2 separate regions of the Homo sapiens genome follow, and region 1 is linked to region 2. A link is an interaction called in ENCODE POLR2A ChIA-PET data of the cell type or tissue named here. Cell type or tissue: K562. All regions are shown on one strand. Each heading gives the region's core, and the rest is flanking DNA. Links, peaks and the distances in the headings are about the cores only. Region 1 overlaps SSX1 (SSX family member 1). Region 2 holds the start of SSX3 (SSX family member 3).

What was found. ChIA-PET counts read pairs that join two places held together with the same protein. Peaks named below come from ENCODE experiments on the same cell type or tissue, not always from the same donor. Only the 100,000 strongest peaks of a DNase experiment are listed, where the experiment ranks them.
Region 1: POLR2A ChIA-PET joins it to region 2 with 5 read pairs; 2 of 35 experiments call an interaction of 5 or more read pairs at or near these places.

The regions. Positions count from the first base shown.
Region 1 is chrX:48,258,829-48,274,029 of GRCh38, forward strand. It overlaps SSX1 (SSX family member 1), which reads left to right. Exons shown (of 8, transcript NM_005635.4): 5 at 2,938-2,987; 6 at 4,954-5,089; 7 at 7,459-7,563; 8 at 8,026-8,616. The coding sequence ends at 7,559. Among named protein-coding and RNA genes, the nearest start is that of SSX1, 11 kb to the left of the region's middle. In K562, for the core only: no CTCF peak of the experiment used is centred there; no DNase peak of the experiment used is centred there.
Region 2 is chrX:48,350,805-48,366,005 of GRCh38, forward strand. It overlaps SSX3 (SSX family member 3), which reads right to left and starts at 5,899. Exons shown (of 8, transcript NM_021014.4): 1 at 5,830-5,899; 2 at 4,377-4,465; 3 at 3,828-3,942; 4 at 3,195-3,290; 5 at 1,296-1,345. The coding sequence starts at 4,445. It also overlaps the pseudogene LOC791093. In K562, for the core only: no CTCF peak of the experiment used is centred there; a DNase peak (open chromatin) is centred at 6,151.

The DNA.
Region 1 (15,201 bases), core at 3,500-11,499, 91 kb before region 2:
GGATAATAAGTAAATGGTAAATGCATAAAAACATAAATGCGAATAAAAAGGCATCAGATTGAGGAGACTGGCTGTAAATGGAGAAGGGGCGGGGGCAGGGATTGGTGAGTGCTGCACAGACAGCTTCAGTCATGACTTGTTGATAGTGTGTTTTGTTTTGTTTCGTTTTGTTTTGTTTTTGTTTTGAACTGGAGATTTGCTCTTGTCGCCCAGGCTGGAGTACAATGGCACAGTCTCAGCCCACTACAACCTCTGCCTCCCGGGTTCAAACGATTCTCCTGCCTCAGCCTCCTGAGTAGCTGGGATTACAGGCGCCCGCCACCATGCCCACCTAATTTTTGTATTTTTAGTAGAGATGGGGTTTCACCATGTTGACCAGGCTGGTCTCAAACTCCTGACCTCAGGTGATCCACCCACCTCAGCCTCCCAAAGTGCTGGGATTACAGGCGTGAGCCACTGCACCCAGGCCGTTTCTAGTGTTTCTAACATTCTAAATAAATAAATCAGATCTAACATAGTCATGGGGTAATGTTGAGATGCGACTGAACTCAATATTATTCCCCATACTATTCTGTGTGTTTGAAACATTTCTTTTTTAAAAGACATGTTGTTCTTGCTAAACACTGTTTTTTTTTATTATACTTTAAGTTTTAGGGTACATGTGCACAATGTGCAGGTTAGTTACATGTGTATACATGTGCCATGCTGGTGCGCTGCACCCATTAACTCATCATCTAGCATTAGGTATATCTCCCAACGCCATCCCTTCCCCCTCTCCCCACCCCACAACAGTCCCCAGAGTGTGATGTTCCCCTTCCCGTGTCCTTGTGTTCTCATTGTTCAATTCCCACCTATGAGTGAGAATATGCGGTGTTTGGTTTTTTGTTCTTGCAATAGTTTACTGAGAATGATGATTTCCAATTTCATCCATGTCCCTGCAAAGGACATGAACTCATCATTTTTTATGGCTGCATAGTATTCCATGGTGTATATGTGCCACATTTTCTTAATCCAGTCTATCATTGTTGGACATTTGGGTTGGTTCCAAGTCTTTGCTATTGTGAATAGTGCCACAATAAACATATGTGTGCATGTGTCTTTATAGCAGCATGATTTATAGTCCTTTGGGTATATACCCAGTAATGGGATGGCTGGGTCAAATGGTATTTCTAGTTCTAGATTCCTGAGGAATCTCCACACTGACTTCCACAATGGTTGAACTAGTTTACAGTCCCACCAACAGTGTAAAAGTGTTCCTATTTCTCCACATCCTCTCCAGCACCTGTTGTTTCCTGACTTTTTAATGATTGCCATTCTAACTGGTGTGAGATGGTATCTCATTGTGGTTTTGATTTGCATTTCTCTGATGGCCAGTGATGGTGAGCATTTTTTCATGTGTTTTTTAGCTGCATAAATGTCTTCTTTTGAGAAGTGTCTGTTCATGCCCTTTGCCCACTTTTTGATGGGGTTGTTTGTTTTTTTCTTGTAAATTTGTTTGAGTTCATTGTAGATTCTGGATATTAGCCCTTTGTCAGATGAGTAGGTTGCAAAAATTTCCTCCCATTCTGTAGGTTGCCTGTTCACTCTGGTGGTAGTTTCTTTTGCTGTGCAGAAGCTCTTTAGTTTAATTAGATCCCATTTGTCAATTTTGGCTTTTGTTGCCATTGCTTTTGGTGTTTTAGACATGAAGTTAGGCAGGAGAAGGAAATAAAGGGTATTCAATTAGGAAAAGAGGAAGTCAAATTGTCCCTGTTTGCAGACGACATGATCGTATACCTAGAAAACCCCATTGTCTCAGCCCAAAATCTCCTTAAGCTGATAAGCAACTTCAGCAAAATCTCAGGATACAAAATCAATGTACAAAAATCACAAGCATTCTTATACACCAACAACAGACAAACAGATAGCTAAACACTGTTAATGAATCAAAGGACAGTTAAGACAATTTTAAAAGTGAAAAAAAAAGAAACTATTAAAAGTATAGATCCACCAAAAACTTCCAGACATTGTTTCATTAACAGCATGTAGATATTGGATAAATATCTTAAGAGAGAGGGTGATGAACACATGTAATAAAGATTGCTGTTTCTCCATACTTTATTGAAACCAAATAGTCTTCACATTCCCAAACAACCCCAATTCTCCATGATGAGCTTGGAAGTGAGTTTGAAAGAGTGACCCCTCATCCAACACACAGAGAGCTTTCCCAATTGTCAGTGAGCGGAGATAACATAGGATGAAAAAAAGACAGGTTCTTGGGTAGAGATCTTTGTGCATTTCAGGAATAGAAAGGGGACATATTTGTTTACTTGCTCTTCTGCTCTGACAATACAATCATAAGACAAGGTCAGAGTGTCTAAACTGTCTTCAATATCTCTATTACTCCCCAGCTAAACAGGCCAGAATCAACCATCTCCCACAATCACTATAAGAGATCTGAAACTCCAGTGCTTGAGTATCTGCCAAGTTTTGACATTAAAGGAGTGTCTTTATACTGAAAATATTTCAGAGCCACTGGACTAAATCATCCATGGTTCATCACACATTTAACAGCTTAATTCACATACCATAAGATCCACCCATTTGAAGTGTACAGTGATTTTTAGTTGTTGCACATCTTGAGTGATTACAGTTTACATTCCCAACCAATCAATTTAATTATTTGGGAAAAAGTAAAAGATATGTAATGGAATAAGATGAGACTGTGATGGGATTTAACCCCCATTTGAGAAACCATGTGATGTAAAATTCTGAATTGATGCCACAGATAAATGAACCAACCATGACTAAACATAATTCAGAAGCAAATCTCAAATAACTCCTCAACAATGAGTGGACTCATAACCTCTGCTGCAGAATGCCCTCATGCAACGGAAGTCTCTCCAGAGTTTGGAAATCTTTACCAACAAAGAAAAATTCTGATGTGTTCTCTTTCAGTTGAACATCCTCAGATGACTTTCGGCAGGCTCCACAGAATCATCCCGAAGGTGAGTATCTCTCAAATCTAAAGGACCAGAGAACCTTTTTCCTTTCATGGATGTGAACACTGATAAGACAGGGAGAATATCAAAAACGCCCTCATTGCCTCTTTCTCCCCATGTCTATCACAACAACTTATGTAGCACCGACGGCTTGATAATACTAACAGTTGTGATCCTTAATACTTCTTTTGTTTTCATAGTGATGCCAGATACTATTTTAAGCAGTTCACATGGATTAATTAATTTAATCCATAAGAAGACCTCTATGACATTGTTTCTTTTATTATCTCCAAATAGTAATGAGTCACACACTTCGGTTGTCATCCATATAAAAGCCATGTGACTTGGCACAAATCTTCTAAGTTATCGGAGCTCCAGATTCCTAGTCCATGAAATGGAAGTAAAGAATAATAGTTCATGTTATAGACCATAGTTATCAGCAACATAATAATAAAATGAGGCTATCGGGGTACAGAGATGTTAAAGAATTTTCCTGGGGCACAGTGTCAGTGGTAGTCTAATCCAGAGCTCCAAGCCATTTAAAGCTCATTCACGTTTGTATTTGTTTATGAAGTTCAGATGTTGCTCACTAGGGCTTTACCCCATAGGGCCTACTGGTGCTTCCATTGAGACACCCACTCTCGCAACAGGAAGGACCAGCTGGCCTCTGCTCTGTTACCGGGGCCACTCCCATGGCTTAGGAATCGCTTTGACTGTTGGCCCCTCCTTGAGCTCCTTGAGGGCTTTGTCTGCACCTGGGGCATCCGAGAAGCCCCAGTCCCAGCCCAGGGGATCCCTCAGAGGCCCCTGAATGAGTGATTCTGGAAGTGCAGATTCAGCTCTGGTTTAGAAGGTAAAGGGATCTGGGAGTTGGGTTGCCAGTATGGAGAACGAATTCAAAGAAGGATCCAGAAAGGTATTCAATGTTATTATTATTACATTTGAACAATGTTTACAAGCTCAGAGAGGATTTTCCCTTAGCTTATTTTACATGTATTATTCACTATTTCATAAGTGAGGAAGCTGAGTAAAAAGTAGCTTAAGGGCCGGGCGCGGGGGCTCACGACTGTAATCCCAGCAATTTAGGAGGTTGAGGCGGGCAGATTACGAGGTCAAGAGATCGAGACCGTCCTGGCCAACATGGTGAAACCTCATCTCTACTAAAAATACAAAACTTAGCAGGGCGTGGTAGCGCCTGCCTGTAATCCTAGCTACTCAGGAGGCTGAGACAGGGGAATCGCTTGAACCGGGGAGGAGGAGATTGCAGTGAGCCAAGATCGCACCACTGCACTCTAGCCTGGTGACAGAGCGAGACTTTGTCAAAAAAAAAAAAAGAGTAGCTTAATATTGTTGGTCAGTGACACATCCCAGTGTAACCAGAATTGGTATGGGTACCACCTCACTGAATTCCACATTCAATGTTGGTGCCTCGGTAGGGTGGTATGCCAGATCTGGTACTGCTTTCTTTGCTGCCTAGATTAATTTCAGCAAACCATTTCTTTACCTCTCCCTTCCCTGTATTCATCTCCCCACACCATCTTTCCCAGCAGTGTTTTGTCCCCTCCCTATGTTTTTACATTTACTCTCCCAGCAGCTGTCTACGAGCTTATATGGGATCCCTTGTATTTTATAGAAGCTCTTCCTTTTGTAGACCTTGTGAATTCTTAGAATGCTATTTTTCTCCAAATATTCTGTGTACTACACTCTCAACTACATGGAGATTTCTGCTGTTTCCACGAATGTCAGTCTTAAAAGAGTGTGAAGATAAGCATTCTAGCCCTGGAAACTGCATTCATTTAGGCCATTCCTTTTGCTTCTAATCTCCCAGGTTTGTCTCATTTAGGCAAGTGTAACTCTCCCCGCGTTGTTGAGAACATTCATTAAGGTAATGCATGTGAAGACGCTTTGTAAGCTCTAAAGCACTATAGAAATGTCACTGATACTGTTTATCTGTAACCTTCACATTATAAAGATCATGCCCAAGAAGCCAGCAGAGGACGAAAATGATTCGAAGGGAGTGTCAGAAGCATCTGGCCCACAAAACGATGGGAAACAACTGCACCCCCCAGGAAAAGCAAATATTTCTGAGAAGATTAATAAGAGATCTGGTAAGAGGAAATGATTTGGGAACAACTTCTCTGGCTTTTCTGGCTATGTTCAGGTGTGTGGACTGGGTGTGTGGCATGGATCCCAGACAAGCCTGGGTCCAGGCTGGGCTGAAGAGCTCGCCCAGCTCCAGATGAGATGTTAGACATGACTTCCAGAGATGCAGACTGGAGTTGTCATCCATATAAAAAACCACGTGACTTGGGACAAGTCTTCCAAATTTTCTCAGCTCCAGATTCCTAGTCCATAAGATGGAAATAAAGAATCATAGTTCGTAAATTGTTTGGAGGCATTAAATTAAATCCTGAAGGCCTGATGACATGAAAGGTGCTCAAGCGATTCTATCTGTGATAACCTGGGATCATATCTTACTCAGCTCAATGCCTGATACCCAATACAGGTGTACTTCAGAGATATTGCAGGTTGGGTTCCAGAGCACTGCAATAAAGTGAGTCACACACATTGTTTTTCGTTTGTTTCGCAGTGCATAAAAACATTATGTTTACACTATAGTGTACTCTACTAAGTGTGCAATAGCATTATGTCTAAAAATGTACATACCTTAATTTTAAAATAATTTATTGTTAAAAAATGCTAACAATCTTCTGAGCCTTCAGTGAGTTACACTCTTCTTGTTGGTGGAGGGTCTTGCCTCGGTGTTGATGGCTGCTGGCTGATCAAGGTGGTGGTTGCTGAAGGGTGGAGTGGCTGTGGCAGTTTCTTAAAAGAACACAACAATGAAATTTGCCACATCGATTAGCTCTCCCTTTCATGAAAGATTTCTCTGTAGTATGTGATGCTATTCGATAGCATTTAGCCACTTTAGAACTTCTTTCAAAGTTGGAGTCAATCATCTCTAGCTATGAAAGTTTTAGATGGCATCTACTTCCGATAAAAGGCTGTTTAATCTATATTGAAAATCTGTTGTTTAGTGTAGCCACGTTCATCAGTGATCTTAGCTAGATCTTCTGGATAACTTGCTGCAGCTTCTCCATCAGTGTTTGCTGCTACACCTTGCACTTTTATGTTATGGGGACAGCTTCTTTCCTTAAACCTCACAAACCAACCTCTGCTAGTTTCACACGTTTCTTCACCTCTCTCAGCTTTCATGGGCTTGAAGAGAGTTCAGGTCTTGCTCTGAATTAGACTTTGGCTTAAGGGAATGTTGTGGCTGGTTTCATGTTCTATCCTGATCACTCAAACTTTCTCTATTGCAGCAGTAAGGCTGTTTTGCTTTCTTATTCTTGTGTTCACTGGGTATTAGTATTATTATTTCCTTCAAGAACTTTTCCTTTGCATTATATACTATTCTTTCTTTCAAGAACTTCTCCTTTGCATGCACAGCTTGGCTATTTGGTGCAAGAGGCCTAGCTTTCATCCTGTCTCGGCTTTCAGCATGCCTTCCTCACTAAGCTTAGCCATTTCTAGATTCTGATTTAATGTGAGAGAATGCGACTCTTCCTTTCATTTGAACAGTTAGTGGCCATTTTAGGATTGTTAACTGTCCTAATTTCAGTATCGCTGTATCTCAGGGAATAGGTAGGCCCAAGAAAAGGAAAAGAGATGGGGAAGAGCTCATTGGTGGAGCAGTCAGAATACACACAACATTGATCAATTACGTTCGTTATCTTCTCTAGGTGGAGTTCCTGTTACCCCCAGAACATTGACACACAACAGGGTGACTATAGTCAATAATAACTTAATCGTACATTTAAAAATAACGAAAAGAGTGTAATTGGATTGTTTGTAACACAAGGATAAATGCTTGATGGGATGGATACCCTATTTTCCATGATGTGATTATTACGCATTGCATACGTGTATCAAAATATCTCACGTACCCTATAAGTATATACACCTACTGTGTATCCACAAAAATAAATTATTTTAAAAGACTAAAAAACAACAAAAACAATTGCAATAATAACATCAAAGCTCACTGATCACAGATCACCATAACAGATATAATAATAATGGAAAAGTGTAAAATTGGTGAGAATTCCCCCCAAAAAATTACAGTGTCTGCATAGCACTATAAAAATGAGGTGCCATAAAACAAGGTATGCCTGTGTGCCCTTAACAAATACGTGCTGAATGAAAGGAGGTATCGGTGAATGTTCCCGTAAGTGAAGAGGTTGGTAATCTAAACGTCACAACAGAAGGAGCCAGAAGCTAAAACATTAATTGGTATTTGTCGTGTATTGGTGTGGGTCTAAGGCCTCAGCCTCTCTAAGCCAGAGAATGTGAAAAACTGGATAAAGAAGGCCCATGGGCACTTGGGAGGGAGGAGGCATCTCCTTTTTTTGAGAAAACAGAGCCTAACACTCTTCAACGTACCCAACCCTCATCTTCCAACTCTTCTCCATCATAGGACCCAAAAGGGGGAAACATGCCTGGACCCACAGACTGCGTGAGAGAAAGCAGCTGGTGATTTATGAAGAGATCAGTGACCCTGAGGAAGATGACGAGTAACTCCGTAAGTGAACCTTCGGCTCACCCTCCACATCCCTGCAGATGTGCTATTCTGTTATGGTACTGGTATCCCATCTTGTCATTTGTTTCCCAAATCATTCCTTTCTCATAATTTTCTACTGTACAGCATTGAGGCTGAATGATGAGATTTCCCATGCTCTTTCTACTCCCTACCCTGTATATCCAGGGATCCTCACCACCCAGGATGCTGTGGGTTCCCAAACCCCAGGTCAGCCCTGATATGTGGCCACACCTTCTTCTAGCCTAGGAATGCATAAACCAGGCGAGGAAGTCACTGTGGCATGAGCAGATGGTTCACTTCGAGGAACCATGGAAGGCGTGTCCAGGTCCTGGGGTAGGGCAGAATCAGAGTGTGCAGGGTCTGCAGGTCAGGAGGAGTTGAGGTTGAGTTATTGGGCAGTGGGAACTCGCTGTCACTTACTTTCCTTCCCTCTTCTCGCCTCAGCCTGGGGGATACGACACATGCCCTTGATGAGAAGCAGAACGTGGTGACCTTTCACGAACATGGGCATGGCTGCGGCTCCCTCGTCATCAGGTGCATAGCAAGTGAAAGCAAGTGTTCACAACGGTGAAACTTGAGCGTCATTTTTCTTAGTGTGCCAAGAGTTCGATGTTAGTGTTTCCATTGTATTTTCTTACAGTGTGCCATTCTGTTAGATACTATCCTTATAATTGATGAGCAAGACATACTGAATGCATATTTCGGTTTGTGTATCCATGCACCTACGTCAGAAAACAAGTATTGTCAGGTATTCTCTCCATAGAACAGCACTATCCTCATCTCTCCCCAGATGTGACTACTGAGGGCAGTTCTGAGTGTTTAATTTCAGACTTTTTCCTCTGCATTTACACACACACACACACACACACGCACACACACACACCAAGTACCAGTATAAGCATCTCCCATCTGCTTTTCCCATTGCCATGCGTCCTGGTCAAGCCCCCCTCACTCTGTTTCCTGTTCAGCATGTACTCCCCTCATCCGATTCCCCTGTATCAGTCACTGACAGTTAATAAACCTTTGCAAACGTTCCCCAGTTGTTTGTTCCTCTCATTATTGTGCACACAGCTTTGTGCACATGTGTGAATATTTCTTTAGAAAGATTCTTAGAAGTGGAATTGCCATGTCAAAGGAGTCATTTATTCAACAAAACCCTAATGAGTGTGTCCTCGTGCTGAGCGCTGTTCTAGGTGCTGGAGAGACATCAGGGAACAAGACGGGGAGATGTTCCTGACCACCATTCTAGAGGAGGATGTTTCCAGTTGTTGGCTTTCTTTGTTTCTTTGTTTGTTTGTTTCTTCTGGAGATGGGGTCTTGCTCTGTCCAGGCTGGAGTGCAGTGGCACGATCATAGCTCAATGCAGCCTTGAACTGCTGGGCTCAAGCGATCCTCCCACCTTGGCCTCCTAAAGTACTAGGATTACAGGCATGAGCCACCGCGCCTGGCCTCCAGTTTTTATTTTGATAGGGACTATACACTTCAGTCCTGGAGCAGGATTCTGCAGCAGGTGGTTGGGCAATTTGGCCTTCGCTCTCTGAACAATTTTCGGGTTCTAGGGCTGGGATGGTCCATTTGGGAGTATGTGGGAAGAGACACAGATGAAATCGTCATCTGGGGAACATGGAGGAATGAGGAAGATGCGTGCACTGTAGACCCTGTGATGGCCAGGGAATAGAAGAGTCCACTTAGTCTCCATGCAGGGGAGCAACGGTGGGAAGGTCCCCTGGACAGAAGCATGAGACTGCCCATCAAGGGTCTCACCACCCAAGGGCCTGGGGGCTGGGGTGGGGACGATGATTTGGGAATGGGACAGTTCTTTCTCACAGGTACCAATGCACGGTGCAGAGGGGAAACAGTTGTGGGGAAGGGAAGGGCAGAGGGGAGTCTATTTTAGCACAAAGCATTGTGTGTGAATGGAGACATCAAAGCTCCATTCACACACCATGGACTTGAAACACCAGCCCCAGGTGGAGGCAGGATTGGAGCTGTTTTGACCGTCCATAGCCCATCACCTTGGCCTCCTGGTTCTCCCAGCCTTAGAAGGAGCACACTATGATCATTATGCCTATATGACAGATGAGAGACGGAGTCCCAGAGAGATGGTAGGCGTCTTGTCACAGGTCCTACAGCTGGCAGGTGCAGGAGGAGCTGAGTTTGGAGCTCACTGACTTCAGAAACATTAAGGAGGACAGGTGTGTGTGGTGGAGGAAGGGAGAACTGAACAAGTCCCGGGTTCTGTCCCGTCACAAGGTAGAGGCTGTGGGTTCATTTTCCAAGACAAGGAACCCTTAGAGATGGAGAGTGCAGGGAGGAAGAGGCAATCGTGGACATAGTGGGACAGTGGGAGACAGAGATGTGCAGCGTAGGGAGAAGAGGGGCAGGCAAAGAAGCAGGGGATACCCAAGACCAAGTGTGGGCTGTCACAGCCACCAGAGGGAGAGGGTGCCAGGAAGGAGGTTGTGGGGCTCCAGGAGCAACAGAGGTTCCCCAGATCTGTGAGCACGCCCTGCCTGGCACTGCAGGAAGAGGTGGCTGCCCCCCAGGTCAGTGTGGACGTGCCTCTACCTGTGTCTCAGAGGAAACAAATTCTATTTTATCCCAATATAGTTCTGTATTACACAAATGTAACATTCGGCTACTAGATATCAGGTGCCTTATCCTCCATGCAAACAGAGGAGAGGATACCCAAAAAGAGATACTGAAGGATTTGGTTTTTCTTTCTCCCTGGGATGATGGGATCCATAAGTTGGGTCCCCCAGCCCACAAGACAGGTGCCAGGAAGGGTGACTGGAAGAGTGTGAGTCATGACAGGGAACATTTTTCCTTAGGTTTCTTGGGTATATAAAGCTCCCGACTGTCTATCATGGATAGATAAAGAGTGAACATGGTCCCCTCTCCACAAATGTGTTTCTTTCCTTCATTATTACTGTGAAGTGCCGAAGATACACCAAGTCCTGATACATTACTTTTTTTTTTTTTTGAGACAGAGTCTCGCTCTGTTGTCCAGGCTGGAATGCAGTGGTGAGATGTCGGCTCCCTGCAACCTCTGCCTACCAGGTTCAAGCGATTCTCCTGCCTCAATCTCCAGAGTCGCTGGGAACACAGGCGCGTGCCACCATTCCCAACTAATTTTTTATATTTTTAGTAGAAACGGGGTTTCACTGTGTCAGCCAGGTTGATCTTCTGGCCTCGTGATCTGATGGCCTCAGCGTCCCAAAGTGCTGGGATTACATGCGTGAGCTAGTGCGCCCAGTGATGCATTACTTTTTTATGTCTGTGTTTTTTTATATTTTATTTTTTATTTTTTTATTTTTTTTGAGACAGGATCGCACTCTGTCTCCCAGGTTGGAGTGCAGTTCTGCAATTTCAGCTCACTGCAGCTTCGATCTCCCAGGCTCAAGGGATTCTCCTACTTCAGCTTACGAACTACCTGGGACTACAGGCACTTGCCACCACACCCAGCTAATTTTTGTATTTTCTGTAGAGACAGGATCCCACTATATTGCCCAGGCTGGTCTCTATCTACTGGCTTCAGGCAATCCTCCTGCCTCAGCCTCCCAAAGTGTTAAGATGACAAGTGTGAGCCACCTCGCCAGGCCTTCGCTTTCTTTAATGAACAATTATCAGAGTTTCATCTTAGAGGCAAAAGTGGCTACTGCCAGCCAATCTGAGTGTTGTGTCGGAGGGGAATCTGGCTGGTTCAGACGTTTCAAATGAACTTTTAAATTAACCTACCTGATGATTACCCTAAGGCCCTTTCTCGCTCCATGTTTTTTTGATTATGGGTTTGGAGTTTTTCAGAAGCTTTCCTACAAAGAACATCTCCTGACTGGGCGCAGTGACTCACGCTGTATTCCCAGCACTTTGGGAGGCCGAGGCAGGCAGATCACTTGAGGTGAGGAGTTCGAGACCAACCTGGCCTACATTGCAAAAACCCTGCCTCTACCACAAATACAAAAATTAGCCGGCCATGGTGGTGGGCACCGGTGAATTCCAGTTACTGCGGGGGCTGAGGCATGAGAATCACTTGAACCCGGGAGATACACCGTGCAGTGAGCCGAGATCACGCCACTGTACTCCAGCCTGGGCGACAGAGTAAGTCCCTGTCTCAAAAAACAAACAGCATCTCTCGCCTACAGTGATTTGAGCTGTGGTCTTGTCTCCTCGGGTTTCTCTGTCAGTCTGATCCCATCTACTCTATCTCCCAGGAATGCCTCAATATATCTGGTGGACCACTGACACGTTTTCCTATTTTCCTCTACTGTTAAGGATTGACCCTTGAAAACATTTTCTTCCTAGTTTGATGGAACGTTGAGTGGGGCACGGGATCTAGCTGCCATCTTGCTCCAATCATCTGTTATTAGATATTTCATGTATTTTTTGTCACAATATAAGTGTAATTTTTCTCAATTTGGTTTTCTAAATGGCTATTATTGGCATGTAGAAACCCTATCTATTATTGTTAATAATATTTTGTTACCTGTCTGGGTACAGCTTCCCCTGTATTTTGGCACAAGACTCAATCTATTTTATTCTTCAAAACAAAACTGACAGGCTGAGTGTGGTGGCTCACACCTGTAATCCCAGCACTTAGGGAGGCCGAGGTGTGTGGATCAACTGAGGTCAGGATTTCGAGACCAGCCTGGCCAAGATGGTAAAACCCCATCTCTACTAAAAATACAAAAAAAAAAAAAAAATTAGCCGGGCATTGGTGGTGCACGCCTGTAGTCCCAGCTACTAGGGCAGCTGAGGCGGGAGGATCATTTGAACTCGGGAGGCGGAGATCGCAGTGAGCCAAGGTGGCACCACTGCACTCCAGCCTCGTGGACAGAAACTCTATCTCTAAATAAAAAGAAAAAGAAAAAAAGAAAATTCACTTCACCGGCAATAGATAGTTATAAAAGGATAATTTATGGAAGATTTCATAGGGGAGACTGATGGAAAGAAAGGAAGTATACATTTTACAGAGCTGAGCAGTTCACTGCAAAAATCACCAGAACTGCCTTTTTCTCCAAAAATGCTACCCATAAGCTATTCTACTACTGGTTCTTCTAGTCCTTTTCTCTATTCCAAATCCTCAAATTGTCCATTTCCTTATTGGGGTAATTTTCCTCTGCCCAGATCTGGGTCCTCCACCACACTTAACACTGTCTGCGAGTGTGTGAATTCCCATTATTTTAGCTCAGGTTCCCAAGGAAACAGGCTTTGGGCCATACAGGACACCTCTAGACAGACTATACTGAGAAGCCATGCTTGGAACGGTGCATGGGGAGAGGAGAGGGAATTTACGTACCTGGCTCTCACTCATGGTTTTTTTTTTTTTAATTGGTCAAAATTTACCCCATAGGCATGAACTCCCCCACACTTCTAGATTGCATCATCTGCCCCTTTCACAGCTGTCTTGGAAGCCAGATCCCACACTTTGAAGTGTAGTGTTTCATAGAAACCAAAAGTGGTCCTAGAGGCCAGGTGTGGTGGCTCACGCCTGTAATCCCATCACTTTGGGATGCCAAGGCAGGAAGTTCATGAGGTCAGGAGTTTGAGTCTAGCCTGGCGAGCATGGTGAAACCCAGTCTCTACTAAAAATACAAAAATTAGCCCGGCATGGTGGCACACACCTGTAATCTCAGCTACTCGGGAGGCTGAGGCAGGAGAATCGCTTGACCCTGGGAAGCAGAGGTTGCAGTGAGCTGAGATCGCACCACGGCACTTCAGCCTGGGCGACAGAGCAAGACTCCATCTGAAAAACAAAACAAAACAAACAAACAAACAATCAAAAAAGTGGTAGCAGAAACCAGAAAGTCCATGTATGTAGCTAATTGGCCTGGTTGTATAGCAGCAGCCAAGGGTGAAAACTAAATACTCCCAGACAAGTTCTAAGTTCACCAAGGAATTGGAGTACCCATCTGTGCTAGTTAATTGCCTTTATCTGAAGGAAAAATAAAACTCATATCTCTATGACAAGCAGGTGCTTAGAGCTTGGAGAAAGGCACCTAGGCAAACTCCCCTGGTGACAGGGAGACTGGGACGTCATCTTCCTCAATGTTCACGTTTCAAAGAGATGGCTCAAGGCCCTGAAGAAAGACCTTTCTAGGGACTGGTCATGGTGGCTCACACCTGTAATTCCAACACTTTGGGAGGCTGAGGCTGGAGTATCACTTGAGGCCTGGAGTTCAAGTCGAAGACATTCCTGGGATATATGGGGCCAGAGGCTTACATATCAAAGGAAGAATTTACCAATACAAATTTTCTGAAGGAAATGCTCTAGGGAAAGGGAAATGGGAAAAGGTCTCTTCTTCCCTTTTGGCAACAGGAAAATCTCAATTTTATGTGTAGTTAACCTTACAATTTCCCCCTTTTGTTATTCTTTTATAGTAACATTACAATTTTCTAATTATCTCCACTGCTGTTTCTATCTTTCTCTGGGTAGTGTACAGCCACATAGATATCCAACAAGTCCATAGTAAGATGCAAAGCAAAGCAATTATCAGGATTATAATAGAATGACTTTTTTTTTTCGGGACAGAGTTTCACTCTCATTGCCCAGGCTGGAATGCAATGGTGCGATCTCAGCTCGCTGCAACCTCTGTCTCCTGAGTTCAAGCGATTTTCCTTCCTCAGCCTCCCAAGTAGCTGGGATTACAGGCATGCACCATGAAGCCCAGCTAACTTTGTATTTTTTGTAGAGATGGGGTTTCACCATGTTAGCCAGGATGGACATGAACTCCTCACCCCAGGTGATCCGCCCACCTCGGCCTCCCAAAGTGTGAGGATTACAGACGTGAGCCACCATGCCCGGTCTAGAATGAATTTTTAAATTCAGTGTAATACTCACCTCGTCAGGGGGCGGGGCGACCATTCAACACATCATAGTGGTTAATTGTGTCAAAGACAAAATAAATTATAGAGACAAATTCCTAAATCAAATGCTGTATTTGGGAATCACAAAATTGCAATTCAGGGCATATACACGGACTGGGGTGGTCTTCAGTATGTCCAACGAACAAACAGAAGTTGGAAGCTTTATCGGAAAGAAAAATGTTACATATTGTTTTGAAATGAGGCTCACTGGCCCTGGAGAAGCTGGTTCATTTGCACAATCAGTTTTAAAATTCCCTCTTTTGATGAAGATCTTTCTTTCAAAACCTCACTGATCAGCCATCTTAAAGTGAGGCTTCATTGTCACTCCATGCCAGGATGGACCTGTGCCGGTTGTCTTTGTCCCATGTCAAGGGAAAGGTAAGGGAGTCTATATCAGGAACATGGGCCACATTTGAGCCACAAAGAGGCCAGAAGGAAAAAAAAATCAGGCATGTTTGTTTGGAGTTCAGCATCTTATTAGTTCCATCTATATTAGCATTCATCTTGAAGCACTAGGCCAACATTATCCTGTTGGGAGAACTGGCTGAACAAATATTAGACAGGCAACAAGAACAGAGCTCAAAGATCATAATACAAAAATAATTAGCAATCTTTTTTTTTGTTTGTTTTATTTTATTGCAATGGAGTCTTGCTCTGTCGCCCAGGATGAAGTGCAGTGGCATGATCCCGGCTCACCGCAACCTCCACCTCCTGGGTTCAAGCAATTCTCCTGTGTCAGCCTCCTGAGTAGCCAGG
Region 2 (15,201 bases), core at 2,670-10,669:
TGTGTCGCCAGAATGGGGAGCCGTGGCATGATATCGGCTCAAGGCAATATCTGACTCCCGCGTTTAAGCGATTCTCCTTCCTTAGCCTCCAGAGTATCTGGGACTACAGGCAGGCACTACCACGCCCCACTAAGTTTTGTATTTTTAGTAGAGACGAGGTTTCACCATGTTGGGCAGGATGGTCTCGATCTCCTGACCTTGTGATCTGCCCGACTCAGCCTCCCAAAGTGCTGGGATTACAGTCGTGAGCCACCGCGCCCTGATCTTAAGCTACTTTTAATTCAGCTTCCTCCCTTATGAAATAGTGAACCATACATGTAAAATAGGCTACAAGAAAGTGCTCTCTGAGCTTGTAAACACTCTTTAAATGTAGTAATAATAACAATTAATACCTTTCACAATCCTTCTTTGAATTCAGTCTCCACACTGGCAACCCAACTCCCAGATCCCTTTACCCTCCAAACCAGAGTTGAATCTGCACTTGTGGGATCACTCATTCAGGGGCCTCCGAGGGATCCCCTGGGCTGGGACTGGGGCTTCCCAGACGCCCCAGGTGCAGACAAGGCACTCAAGGAGCTCACAGTAGGGAGGGGCCAACAATCAAAGCGATTCCTAAGCCATGCAAGTGGCCCCAGTAACACAGCAGAGACCAGATGGTCCTTCCTGTTGCGAGAGTGGGTGTCTCAATGGAAGCACCAGCAGGCCCTATGGGGTGAAGCCCTAGTGAGCAACATCTGAACTTCATAAACAAATGCAAACGTGAATGAGCTTTAAATGGCTTGGAGCTCTGGATTAGACTACCACTGACACTGCGCCTCAGGAAAATTCTTTAACATCTCTGTACCACGATAGCCTCATTTTATTATTATGTTGCTGATAACTATGATCTAAAACATAAACTATAATTCTTTACTTCCATTTCATGGACCAGGAATCTGGAGCTCAGAGAACTCAGAAGATTTGTGCCAAGTCATATGGCTATCATATGGATGAAAACTGAAATGTGTTACTCATTATTATTCGGAGATAATAGAAACAATGTCTTCTTAAGGATTAAATAAATTAATCCATGTGAACTGCTTGAAATAGTATCTGGCATCACTATGAAAACAAAAGAGGTATGAACAATCACAAATGTTGGTACTATCAAGCCGTCGGTGCTACATCAGGTGTTGTGATAGACATGGGGAGAAGAAGGCAGTGAGGGCATTGTTGATATTCTCCCACTCTTACCAGTGTTCGCATCCTTGGAGGGACAAAGGTTCTCTGGTCCTTTAGATCTGAAAGATACTCACCTTCGGGAAGATTCCCTGGAGCCTGCCGAAAGTCATCTGAGGACGTTGAACTGAAAGAGAATACATCAGAATTTTTCATTGTTGGTAAAGGTTTCCAAACTCTAGAGAGACTTCTGTCGCATCAGGGTATTCTGCAGCAGAGGCTTATGAGTCCACGCATTGTTGAGGAGTTATTTCAGATTTGCTTCTGAATTATGTTTAGTCATGGTTGATGCATTTATCTGTGGCATCAATTCAGAATTTTCCATCTCATGGTTTATCACATGGGGACTACACCCCATCACAGTCTCATCTTATTCGATTACATATCTTTTACTTTTTCCCAAATAATTAAATTGATTGGTTAGGAATCTGAACTGTATCCACTCAAGATGTGCAACAACTGAAAATCATTGTACACTTCAAATGGGTGAATCTTATGGTATGTGAATTAAGCTGTTAAATGTGTGGTGAACCACGGATGATTTGGTCCAGTGGCTCTGAAAGATTTTCAGTACAAAGACAGTCCTTTAACGTTAAAAACTTGGCAGATACTCAAGCACTGGCTTTTCAGATCTCTTATAGTGATTGCGGGAGATTGTAGAATCTGGCCTGTTTAGTTGGCGAGTAATAGGTCTATTGGAGACGGTTTGGACATTCTGACCTTGTCTTATAATTATGTTGTCAGAGTAGAAGAGCAAGTAAATACATATGTCCCCTTTATTTTCCTGAAATGCACAAAGCTCTCTACCCAAGAACCTGTCTTTTTTTCATCCTATGTTATCTCTGTTCTCTGACAAGTGGGAAAGCTCTCTGTGTTTTCGATAAGGGATCACTCTTTCAAACTCTCTTTCAAGCTCATCACAGAGAATCAGGGTTATTTGGGAATGAGAAGACTATTTGGTTTTGATAAAATACAGAGAAACAGCGATCTTTATTACATAATGTGTTCATCAACCTCACTCCTAAGATACCTATCCAATACCTACATGCTGTTAATGAAACAACCTCTGGAAGTTTTTGGCGGATCTACAGTTTTAACACTTTCTTTCTTTTTTTTTTTTTTCACTTGTAACATTTTCTTAACTGTCCTTTGATACATTAACAGTGCTTAGGAAGAACAACATGTCATTTAAAAAAGAAATATTTCAAACACACAGAAAAGTATGGGGAATAATATTGAGTCCAGTCGGATCTCAACATTACCCCACAGCTAAGTTAGGTCTGATTTATTTATTCAGAATATTAGAAAAACTGCAAACAGGCCGGGCGTGGTAGCTCACACTTGTAATCCCAGCAGTTTGGAAGGCTGAGGCGGGTGGATCACCTGAGGTCAGGAAGTTTGAGACCAGCCTGGCCAACATGGTGAAACCCCGTCTCTACCATAAATTAAAAAATGAGCTGAGTGTGGGGGCACGTGCGTGTAACCCCAGCTACTCGGGAGGCTGAGGCAGAAGAATCACTTGAACCCAGGAGGTGAAAGTTGGAGTGAGCTGAGATTGCCTTATTGCACTCCACCCTGGCCGAGAAGAGTGAAACTCCATCTCAAAAACAAAAACAAACAAAACACACTATCAACAAGTCACAGCTGAAGCTGTCTGTGCAGCACTCAGCAATCCCTGCCCTCCCTCCCTCCTCCACTTACAGCCAGTCACCTTAGTTTGATGGCTTTTTATTCACATTCATGTTTGTATACATTTACCATTTACTTATTATCCATAAAAATATATATTCTTCTTTTGCATGTTTTAAAATTTTATATGAATGACCTCTGTAGTTAACTTTCTGCATGCAATTTTTTTTTTCACTCTGCCCCGATGTGTATGAGGGAACAAATGCCTGAGGCTCTTTCCCAGGTAGCTGAGCTGAAAAGCAATTGGGCTTGAGGAGACCCTTTCCAGCCCCTTCCCATCTACTCACCCTGATTCCCACGGTTAGGGTCATTATCAAAATCATTCCCCTGGAAGTCTGTGACCCGTTTATTACGCATGAAAGATGGGAGGATGGCCTTGAAACCTAGAAAGAAGCAAAATGTTTATTCCTTAAGAGACAAGCTTGGGCCTGGTACGGTGGCTCATGTCTGTAGTACCAACACTTTGGGAGGCTAAGGCTGGAGGATTGCTTGAGGCCAGGAATTCAAGGCTGCAGTAAGCTATGATTGCACTACTGCACTCTAGCCTAGGTGACAGATTCAGACTGACTCAAACAAAAAAAAAAAAAAAAGAAAGAGACAAGCCGAGAGAAGGTAGAGTGGGTGTGTGTGGGGTGGGGGTAGGATGGTTGCCGGGATGCCACAGAGACAGTTGGGCTCATCAGAACAGAAGCCTAAGAGAGAGAAACGTGCAGGATCCAGGTATGAGCTCCACTGTGGCCAGTCACTGCCCTCAGCCCTGACAGGATATAGAAGAGCAGAACACCCAGAAGCTGCCTTGCGATTTTTCCCTACACAAAAGGAAAATGTGAGGTACTTTCTGCAGCCTAAGAAATAGCCAAAGCAGGAAAAGGGATGCTCATGTGTCCCCAGACTTGTCTGTACCTAGAACTTTCTGTTACCTAGTTTAGTCATGGCCTCATACTTTCTCTTCATATACACATAGACGATTTTCTCCGAGACTTTCATCTTTTCCCACTCTTCCTTAGAGAAGTATTTGGCAATATCATCGAAGGCCTACAAAAAAAAAAAAAAGGAATTATGGCAGGGACTCAGCTAGGCATGTCTGCCATTCAGCTGGAGTCGCTTCCTGTGTGCTGGATCTGGGAAGTGGGGATAATCCTTCCTGGTTGATGCCACGGCTAACTGACAGAACATGAGGGACCTTCCTAGCTTCACCCCTGCCACACTGTCGGGCTTTAATGCTGCTGGCTGGCTCTCCTCCCACCTTCCAGAATGGACTGAGAGTCACCAAATGTAGTGCAAGGTCACAGACTTGTCTCCAGGGATGCTAGGTGATGACAGAGTGAGGGTGGGAGGCTCCCAAGGGTCCAGATCTCCCCTGAGACCCTGCTCCTTGTCTCCAGTATCTCTGTCCTCCCCTCCTCAGAAACCGGGTCACCCCACACTGTCCCCTGGGTCACTACTCTGCTCCCTCTAGGTCACCTCACCTTTTGTATCTTCTCTGGTATTTGAGCACCAACCGTGGGTCTCCTTGCAAAGGTGTCATCTCCGTTCATGGCACAGGGAGTAGTCTGACCTGCAAGAGAAACAGATTGAGACTTTCCAGCCGCAGGACCTTTGGTCTTGTGGAGGGAGAAATCAGTGAAGGCCGGCCACTCAGTCACCTGGAATCAGGTGCTGCATTTCTCCATCCGGGGCTTATCTGTCCCTGAGTAAGGATATGGGGAGAAATCAGACGAAAACCAGGAACCAGGGGTCTCTGGGAGAAGTATTGATAGGGGATGACAGGTTTCCTATGGGCAAAGCAGCCTTGAGTCTTTGGGAGGGGGTTGGCTAATGTTGTTAGTAATTTCCCTGGAGCTAGGCTTCCCCTGAAAGATGTATGGACCCTTGTTGGGGAGGCAGGGACATGACTGTGTAATTTTATTCAGTGGGGCATGCTGACACCCCCGCTCAATAAATAAAGGAAGGGAAGTTAGTCCCAGAGATAACGTGGTCTCTTTGGTGATGGATCTGATCAGGCAGAGGGATGGGGGGTTCTGTTCTGCTGAAGAGAAATGAGCATCGCTAATATGAATGTGTTCAGAGGCTATTACTGGGTGATTTGTAAGTTATTAGAACGAAGAGAGCTAGAATTTCTGAGACTACAAGAGCCCGCCATCACTTAGAGAGAATGTGGGGCATTTCAAGTTGCAGCAATCAGCCAGGCGCAGTGGCTCAGGCCTGTAATCCCAGCACTTTGGGAGGCCGAGGCGTGCAGGTCACTTGAGCCCAGGAGGTCGAGACCCGGCTGGGAAACACAGCAAAACCCCCGTCTACAAAATAAACAAAAAGTTAGCTGGGGTTGGTGGAGCAGGCCTGTACCATCCCAGCACTTTGGAAGGCCAAGGTGGGCGGATCGCCTTAGCCCAGGAGCTTGAGACCAGGCTCACAAACGTAGCAAAACCATCTCTACTAAAAAAAACAAACAAACAAAATTTAGCAGAAGCGGGGTGGTGCGCGCCTGTAGTCCCAAGGCCTAGGTGAGAAGATCACTTGAGCCCAGCAGGAAAGATTTGAGTGATTTTTTTTTTCAGACAGGGTCTCGCTCTGTTGCCCAGTCGGGAGTGCACTGGCGTGATCATGGCTCACTGCAACCTCCGCCTCTTGGGTTCAGGCAATCCACCAGCTGTGGCTTCCAAAAGTGCAGGGATTACAAGTGTAAGCCACCACCCCAGGCCCAAATTTCTTAAGTTACTACAGAGTTCCTAGGAAAAATCCCATACCTGAAAAAGTTAGAAACTGACAGGAAAGATTTGAGATGGCGGTTAGAAACTGACAGGAAAGATTTAAGATGGCGGCCTGCCTCATATACACTCCTTATTAAAACTAGATAGCAAATGCACCACGGAGGAGGGGAGGGGTAGGAAGAATGGAAAAAGAAAATCAGTGTATTCTTACTCTGATTTTGGAAGAATCCAAAGAGAAAATCAGACCGTGCGTACTCTTGAGTATGGAAGAATCGAAAGAGAGAGAAAATCAGAGCATGCGTACTCTGAACTTAAAGTAGCGAATCCCAGGGGATGCTTTAGGCGGGAAAATTAGAGTCTCCACCCCCACTTTGAGAAGGTTGTGTCCCTGGAGCCGGGACTGATAGAAGCCACATCCGCTTCGCTTGTTCCGCCTACTGTTCTGACTTCTAATTGGCCAGATGGAGTTCACTAACTGCCCTGATTGGTCCATCATCCTTGGGCAGCGACATTGCAGAATAATGTCTCCTCCTCCAGCCACACCTTGTCGCCACTGCGAAAAAGTGGGTGGTCCTCAGGCGCCGTCAGATTTTGATCTCTCTGAAGACTGTTCCTGGATCTTGGGTTAAAAATCTGGATTCTAGTCTGAACTGTGGGAAGAAAAAAATAGTCAATCTGTGATTTTTCTACTTGAAAGCCACAATGTTTTCCAAACTAGCACATTTGCGGAGGTTTGCTATAATTAGTCGTGGAGTTCATTCTTCAGTGGCTTCTATATCTGTTGCCACTGAAAAAACAGTCCAAGGCCCTCCAACCTCTGCTTACATTTTTGAAAGGGAATCTAAGTGTGGTGTGCAGAATTACCATCCTTTACCTGTAGCCCTGGAGAGAGGAAAATGTATTTACTTATGGGATGTGATTGTGGTATTGGTTACATCTGCCTTGGCCAATCCTCCCGCCTCTGTCTCGGGACTACAGGCGCAAACCACCCCACCCCCACTAATATTTTTTATTTTTTGATTTTTTAATAGAGAAGGTTTTGCTGTGTTGGCCAGGCTGGTCTTGACGTCCTGGGCTCAAGCGATCCTCCCACCTCGGCCTCGGGACTACAGGCATTCACCACCCTGCCTACGCTTTTTTTTTTTTTTTTTTTTTTAAGTAGAAACCAGGTTTTGCTATGTTGGCCAGGCTGGTCTCATTGGCCAGGTTGGTCTCATCGTCCTGGGCTCAAGGCATTCTTCCACCATGGCCTCGAGACTACAGGCATGCACTACCCTGCCTACGATTTTTTTTTTTTTTTTTTTTTTTTTTTTAGTAGAAACCATGTTTCCCTATGTTGGCCAGGCCGGCATCAAGCTCCTGGGCTCAAGGGATCCTCCTGCCTCAGGACCGCAGCCACGCACCACCCTGCCCAAGCTATTTTTTGTTTTGTTTTGTTTCGTTTTAGTAGAAACCAGGTTTCGATATGTTGCCCAGGCTGGCCTCAATCTCTTAGGCTCAGATGATGCTTTCATCTTGGCCTCAGGACTATAGGCGTGTGCCATTCTGCCCTGCTCATTTTTATTTTCATTTATTTATTTATTTATTTATTTATTTATTTTAGGAGAGGCAGGCTATCGCTTTGTTGGCCAGGCTGGTATCAACCTCCTGGGCTCAAGCAATCCTCCCACCTTGGCCTCAAAACTACAGGAGTGAGCCACCCCACCCACGCTATTTTTTTGTTGTTCTTGTTGTTAGTAGAAATGGGGTTTCACTATGTTGGCCAGGCTGGCCTCAACCTCCTAGGCTCAAGCAATCGTCCTGCCTTGGCCTCGGGACTACAGGTTCACACCACCCCGCCCCCACTAATATTTTTAATTTTTCTACTAGAGACAGTTTCGCTATGTTGTCCAGGCTGGTCTCTACCTCCGGGACTCAAGTGATTCTCCCGCCTCGGCCTTGGGACTACAGGCATGCACTACCCTGCCTTTTGCTATGTTTCCCAGGTTGGTCTTGACCTCCTGGGCTCACTCAATGATTTGAACCTGGGAAGCCGAGGTTGCATTGAGCTGAGATCACACCACTGCACTCCAGCTTGAGCGACAGAGCAAGACTGAAAAAAAAAAAAAAAAGAAAGAAAGAGCAAGAGAGAGATCAGCGGAATCTCCGTAAGAACAGGGAGCTTTGTGGTATTTTAACTTACCCTTGTCCCATCTCGTGCTCCCAGCTTGGTTCTGTTCATTGCTGATGAAATACAGATAGGATTGGCCAGAACTGGTAGATGGCTGGCTGTTGATCATGAAAATGTCAGACCTGATATAGTCCTCCTTGGAAAGGCCCTTTCTGGAGGTTGATACTCTGTGTCTGCAGTGCTGTGGGATGATGGCTTAATGCTGAGCATTAAGCCAGGGGAACATGGGTCCACATACGGTGGCAATCCACTAGGCTGCTGAGTGACCATCGCAGCCCTTGAGGTTTTAGAACAAGAAAATCTTGCTGAAAATGCAGAAAAAAAATGGGTATTATCGTGAGAAGTGAACCCATGAAGCTACCTTCTGATGTTGTAACTGCCATAAAAGGAACAGAATTATTATTATTATTATTATTTGAGTCAGAGGTTCACTCTGGTTGCCCAGGATGGAGTGCAATGGTGCAATCTTGGCTCACTGCAACCTCTGCCTCCTGGGTTCAAGCGATTCTCCTACCTCAGCCTCCTGAGTAGCTGGGATTACAGGCATGCACCACTATGCCCAGCTAATTTTTGTATTTTTAGTAGAGACGGGGTTTCGCCACGTTGGCCAGGCTGGTCTCGAACTCCTGACTTCAGGCGATCCACCCGCCTCAGCCTCCCAAAGTGTTGGGATTACAGGCGTGAGCCACTGTGCCCGGGAGGAAAATAATTATTAAATGCTATTGTTATTAAAGAAACCATAGACTGTAATGCTTGGGAGGTGTGTCTATGACTTCGAGATTATGGACTTCTGGCCAAGCCCACCCATGGTGACATCATCAGGTTTCGCCTCTGCTGGTGATCAAGGAGGATGAGATTCGAGAGTCCAGTGAAATCATTAACAAGACCATCTTGCCGTTCTGAGGGTAGCAGCTGTTTTCAGTGGTTCCTGGGAGCCGGCTGGAGACAGGTGGTCCTGTAAAAGCTCTGCTCTAAATGTAGGCACATTCCACTCCCATGTGTCTTCAAAATCTTTTTGTGTATATATGTTTTTTCAGTTGATACATAATAGGACAATGTTTATGAACCTGACATTTGCTTTGTAGTGTTAAGAGAATGTAATGGCATCTATATTCAGTGAAAGTGTTTTGATGTGCACGTGTACTTTATAAGGTGAAATGCATCTGTATATACAGACAGCCTTTAAATCACATCCTTCAGTATACTTTATATATGCTTTTATAATTTCCTTGCTGGTATAAAGGTTTTGTATTTGAAAAAGATATCTCTAGCGTATTACATAAAAGGCTTCACCTTATAAAGTCAAATCATTGTTTTCATTGAATTTTAGGAACGATCAATGGTTAAGCATATAAAAAATACTAGTTTTTTTGTTTTGTTTTTGTTTTTGTTTTTGTTTTGAGACGGAGTCTCACCCTGTCACCCAGGCTGGAGTGCAGTGGCTCGATCTCCGCTCACTGCAAGCTCCACCTCCTGGGTTCACGCCATTCTCCTGCCTCAGCCTTCCGAGTGGCTGGGACTACAGGTGCTCACCAAAACGCCTGGCTAATTTTTTGTATTTTTAGTAGAGACAGGGTTTCATCGTGTTAGCCAGGATGGTCTCGATCTCCTGACCTCGTGATCCGCCCGCCTCATCCTCCCAAAGTGTTGGGATTACAGGCGTGAGCCACTGTGCCCGGCCTATAAAATACTAATATTAAGTAAACTTTATATTGACCAACACCAGGATATAGTCTATGGATGTCATTATTTTGAATTAAGAATTAGTGTTTAACATTCCTAAATTGTTTTGAGTGCTTGATTATAATTTGTAAAAAAAAGTTTACTTTTAATATTTCTTTACATTTTAAACAAAGCTTGTATTTCAGAAAAAAAAACAGACAGAACATGGCCGGGTGCAGTGGTTCACGCTTGTAATCCCAGCATTTTGGGAGGCCGAGGTGGGCAGATCACTTGAGGTCAGGAGTTTGAGACCAGCCTGGCCAACATGGAGAAACCCCGTCTCTACTAAAAGTACAAAAATTAACCAGGCATGGTGGCACCCGCCTGTAGTCCCAGCTACATGGGAGGCTGAGACAGGAGAATAGCTCAAACCCAGGAGGCAGAGGTTGCAGTGAGCTCGAGAGCGTGCCACTGCACTACAGCCTAGGAGACAGAGTGAGAATCCCTCTTGAAAAAAAAAATGTACAGTACATTTTCATCACCGCAATGCTATCCCTTGTGCTACTCATTTTTAGTAATACTCTCCTCCCATCCGCCATCCCTAATCCCTGGCAACCACAAATCTGTTTTTCGTTTCCACAATTTTGTCTTTTCTACAATGCTGTACAAGTGAAATCTTATAGTATATCATGTTTTATGGGCTTATTTCACTCAGCATAATTCCATGGAGATTTCTCCAAGATATTGATATTTGTGTATCAATAGTTCATTGTTGTTGTTGTTGAGACAGAGTCTCACTCTGTCACCCAGGCTAGAGTGCAGTGTCTCGGCTCACTGCAACCTCTGCCTCCTGGGTTCAAGCAATTTTCCAGTCTCAGCCTCCCGAGTAGCTCTGACTACAGGTGCGCGCCACCACACCCGGGTAATTTTTGTATCAGTAGTAAAGATGGGGTTTCAACATACTGGCAAGTCTGGTCTTGAACTCCTGACATCATCATCCGCCTGCCTCGACCTCCCAAAGTGCTGTGATAACAGGGTGAGCCACTGTGCCCTGACAATAGTTCATTTTTATTGCTGAGTAGTATTCCAGGGGATGGATGTAGCACAGTTTGACCATTCACTTATTTTAGGACATATTGATTATTTCCACCTATTGGCTATTACAAGTAAAGCTGCTATGAACAATTATGTACAAGTTTCTGGATGGGCATACATTTTAATTTCTCTGAAGTGTAATTGTTGAATTGTATGGTCATTGCATGTTTAGTTTTATAAGAAACTACCAAACTGCTTTCCAGAGTGGCTGTAAGATTTTACCTTCCCAGCAGCACTTAATAAGGTGTCCAGTTTCTCTGCATCCTTGTCACCATTTGGTGTTGTCACTATGTCTTTTATTTTAGCTATTGTAATAAGTGTGTAGTGATACCTCATCGTGGTGTTATTCTGCATCTAGTGAAGCAAATGAGTGTTGAACATCTTTTCATGTGCTTATTTGCTTATTTCCTCTTCAGTGAAATGTATGTTCATATCTTTTCATGATTTTCTAACTGGATTATTTGTTTGTATTTTTTACCATTGAGGTTTTTATTATTTTTTTTTCTTGAGACAGAGTCTTGCTCTGTTACCCAGGCTGGAGTGCAGTGGCACGATCTTGGCTCACTCCAACCTCCGCCTCCCAGGTTCAAGTGATTCTCATGCCTCAGCCTCCAGAGTAGCTGGGATTACAGGCACGCATCATCATGCTTGTCTAATTTTTGTATTTTTAGTAGAGATGGGTTTTTTGCCATGTTGCCCAGGCTGGTCTTGAACTCCTGGCCTCAAGGCATCTGCCCTCCGTCCACCTCGACCTTTCAAAGTGCTGGGATTACAAATGTGAGCCACCACGCTCAGCCTACTGTTGAGTTTTGAGAGTACTATACATATCCATTACATATTCTGGATGTGAGTCCTTTCTTGGATATGTGGTTTGCAAACATTTTCTTTCAGATCATACCATATTTTTTCATCCTTCTAACAAGATTTCTTGCAGAGCAAAAGTTTTAAATTGGATGAAATCTAATTTATTTTTTCCTTATGTATTATGCTTTTTGAACCATTCACTATGCCCTAGATCTCAGACGCTTCTCCTATATTTTCTTGTAAAACTTTTTTTTTAGTTTTTTTGTTTGTTTGTTTGTTTTTTGAGATGCATTCTTGCTCTGTTGCCCAGGATGGAGTGCACGATCTCGGCTCACTGCAAGCTCCACCTCCCGGGTTCACACCATTCTCCTGCCTCAGCCTCCCGAGTAGCTGGGACTACAGGCGCCTGCCACCACACCTGGCTAACTTGTTTGTATTTTTAGTAGAGACAGGGTTTCACTGTGTTAGCCAGGATGGTCTCGATCTCCTGACCTCGTGATCTGCCCACCTCGGCCTCCCAAAGTGCTGGGATTACAGACGTGAGCCACCGTGCCCGGCCTTTTATAGTTTTATATTTTAGATTTAAATCTATGATCCACTTGACTTACTTTTTTGTATAAAGGTGTGAAGATTAGGCCTTTTTGGTTTTTTTTTTTTCTTTTTGGCCTATGGCTCTGCAACTGCCCCAGCATCATTTGTTAAGCAGATGATCTTTCCCTATTTTTGTCTCTTGGTAAAAAATCAGTGTGGGGCTATTTCTAGGATTTCTATTTTGTTACAGTGATCTATGTGTCTATTTTTCTCCCAATAATATATAGTCTTGATTCCTGTAGCTATATAAGAAGTATTGAAATATGGTAGAGCAATTCCTCCCACCTTATTCTTCTTTTTCAAAAATTGTCTTAGCTATATAAATATTTTTTGAGATGGAGTCTCACTTTTGTCGTCCAAGCTGGAGGGCAGTGGGGTGACCTCGGCTCACTGCAATCTCTGTCTACCGTGTTCAAGCGGTTCTCCTGTCTCAGCTTCCCGAGTAGCTGGGATATCAGGTGCACGCCACTACACCGGCTAATTTTTGTATTTTTAGTAGAGACAGGGTTTCGCCATGTTGGCCAGGCTGGTTTCAAACTCCTGACCTCAAGCGATCTGCCCGTCTCAGCCTCCCAAAGTGCTGGGAATACAGGTGTGAGCCACCGGGCCCAGTGTTGTCTTAGCTATTGACAATTTGTTACAGCAGCAATCAAAAATGAATACACTTAGAAATAGATTAATTAGTGAAACAAAATAATAAGTCAAGAAACAAACTAATTTATATACAAACTTAAGCATGCATTTCCAAACAGTGGGCAAAAGATGGGTTGTGTAATAAAGGATTGTTGACAAGTGTCTATCCATTTGGAAAAATAAACATTAAATCCTTACTTTCAACCACATAAAATAATAAATTCTAAAAATTCAGAGACTTAAATGTGAAAACGTGAAGTCATAAAGAACTAGATGAAATTTTAGGAAAATATTACAGTGTAAGACATCTTGAGTTGGCATAGGCACTTCCTGATATTACACCAAGGCTATAAATAATGAATCTGACATATTTAAAGACGTAAAAATTAAAGTATCATCTAAGTCAAAAGACACCATAAAAAACTGTTTAAAAAGGCAAATATTAGGCCAGGCACAGTGGCTCATGCCTGTAATCTCAGTACTTTGGGAGGCCAAGGCGGGCAGATCACGAGGTCAGCAGATCGAGACCATCCTGGCTACCACGGTGAAACCCCGTCTCTACTAAAAGTACAAAAAATTAGCCGGGTGTGGTGGTGGGCGCCTGTAGTCCCAGCTGCTCGGGAGGCTGAGGCAGGAGAATGGTATGAACCTGGCAGGAGAATGGCATGAACCTGGGAGGTGGAGCTTGCAGTGAGCCGAGATCGCACCACTGCACTCCATCCTCGGCAACAGAGTGAGACTCCATCTCAAAAAAAAAAAAAAAAGGCAAATTTTGGGGAAAATGAAGCATCCCCAATAAATTAACAGTAACCATCTCTAATATATAACAAAGCGTTTCCATATCAATAAGAGAAACTGGAACAACCCAATGAAAAAATGTGTTCAGGCATGGCACTACTTTATCATATAGCAGAAAAGGATTACAAAACAGAAATTACGAAAGGAAAATAATAAAGGAAGTGGAGAAGAGATCCAAGAACTTTCAACGTTCATCCAATAGAAGATCCAGAGGTAGAGAATAGAAAGACTGGGATGGGCGCGGTGGCTCACGCCTGTTATTCCAACACTTTGGGAGGCCAAGGGAGGCAGATTACCTGAGGTCAGGAGTTCGAGACCAGCCTGTCCAACATGGTGAAACCCCGCCTCTACTAAAAATACGAAAATTAGCCCAGTGTGGTGGGGGGCACCTGAAATCCCAGCTACTTGGGAGGCTGAGGCAGGAGAATCACTTGAACCCGGGAAACAGATGTTGCAGTGAGCTGAGGTCCTGCCACTGCACTCCAACCTCAGTGTCAGAGCAAAACTCCATCTCAAAAATGAAAAAAAAAAATAGACTGGAGAGAAGGCAGTACTTGAAGAAATAATGTTCTAGAATTTTCCCAGCTGAACAAAGACATGAATCTTCAACCTGAAAAGAGCCACCTAGTTCTGAGCCTGATTAACACACATGTGCACACACACCTGTGCACGCACGAGCGCACACACACACACACACCCTCGGGGTAAAATTTCTAGGATAAAGATAAAATCCTGAAAGGTCCCAGAGAGAAAAAGAGAAGAGAGAATGCAATGGAGAGGTTTTTCAAGGAGCTGATTTAAAATAACTTTGGGCCAGGCGCAGTGGCTCATGCCTGTAGTCCCAGCACTTTCGGCGCCAAGACCGGATGCTCGCTTGAGCTCAGGAGTTTGAGACCAGCCTGGCCAACAAGGCGAAACCCACTTCTACAAAAAACACAAGTAACCAGGTGTGGTGCCACATGCCTGTAGTCCCAGCTACTTGGGAGGCTGAGGCAGGAGAATTGCTTGAGTCCGGGAGGTGGAGATTGCAGTGAGCCGAGATTGTGCCATTGCATTCCAGCCTGGGTGACAGAGCCAGGCACTATCTCAAAAAAACAAAACAAGAACAAACAATAAAAAAAGTTGAACCTAGATATCTATATACAGCCAGGATAATCCAGAATGAGGGGAAAAATATTTCAGAAAATTCATGACGCATATACCCTTCAGAAATAATTATTGGTATACAGTCCTGTGAGAAGGGAAAACTAAATTTAGGAGGAAGGAGGTGATTTCAGTAAGCAATGGTGAGGAGAAAAATAGTAAAATTTATTGAAAAGTGTAAACTTTAGATTGAAAAATTTAAAAATTACAGTCTTGAACTAAAATTCCCAGTATTATAAACTTGGAAGATGGGAGCAGGGACAAGAAAGAAAAGATAAGCTGTTTTGGTGTTCAAGGAATGGATACAGATGCTAATGAATGATAGAATTTGGTGGTGCATGCCTGTAACCCGAGCTACTCAGGAGGCTGGGGCAGAAGAATCACTTAAACCTGGGTGGTGGAGGTTGCATTGAGGTGAGATCACACCATTGCACTCCAGCCTGGGAAACAAGAGTGAAACTCTGAAAAAATAAGTAAATAAAAGGCCAGGCACAGTGGCTCACGCCTGTAATCCCAGCACTTTGGGAGGCCGAGACAGGTGGATCCCTTGAGTTCAGGAGTTCGAGACCAGTCTGGCCAACAAGGTGAAACTCCGTCTCTACCAAAAATACAAAAATTAGCCTGGCATAGTGTCACACGCCTGAGGTTCCAGCTACTCAAGAGGCTGAGGCAGGAGAATTGCTTGGA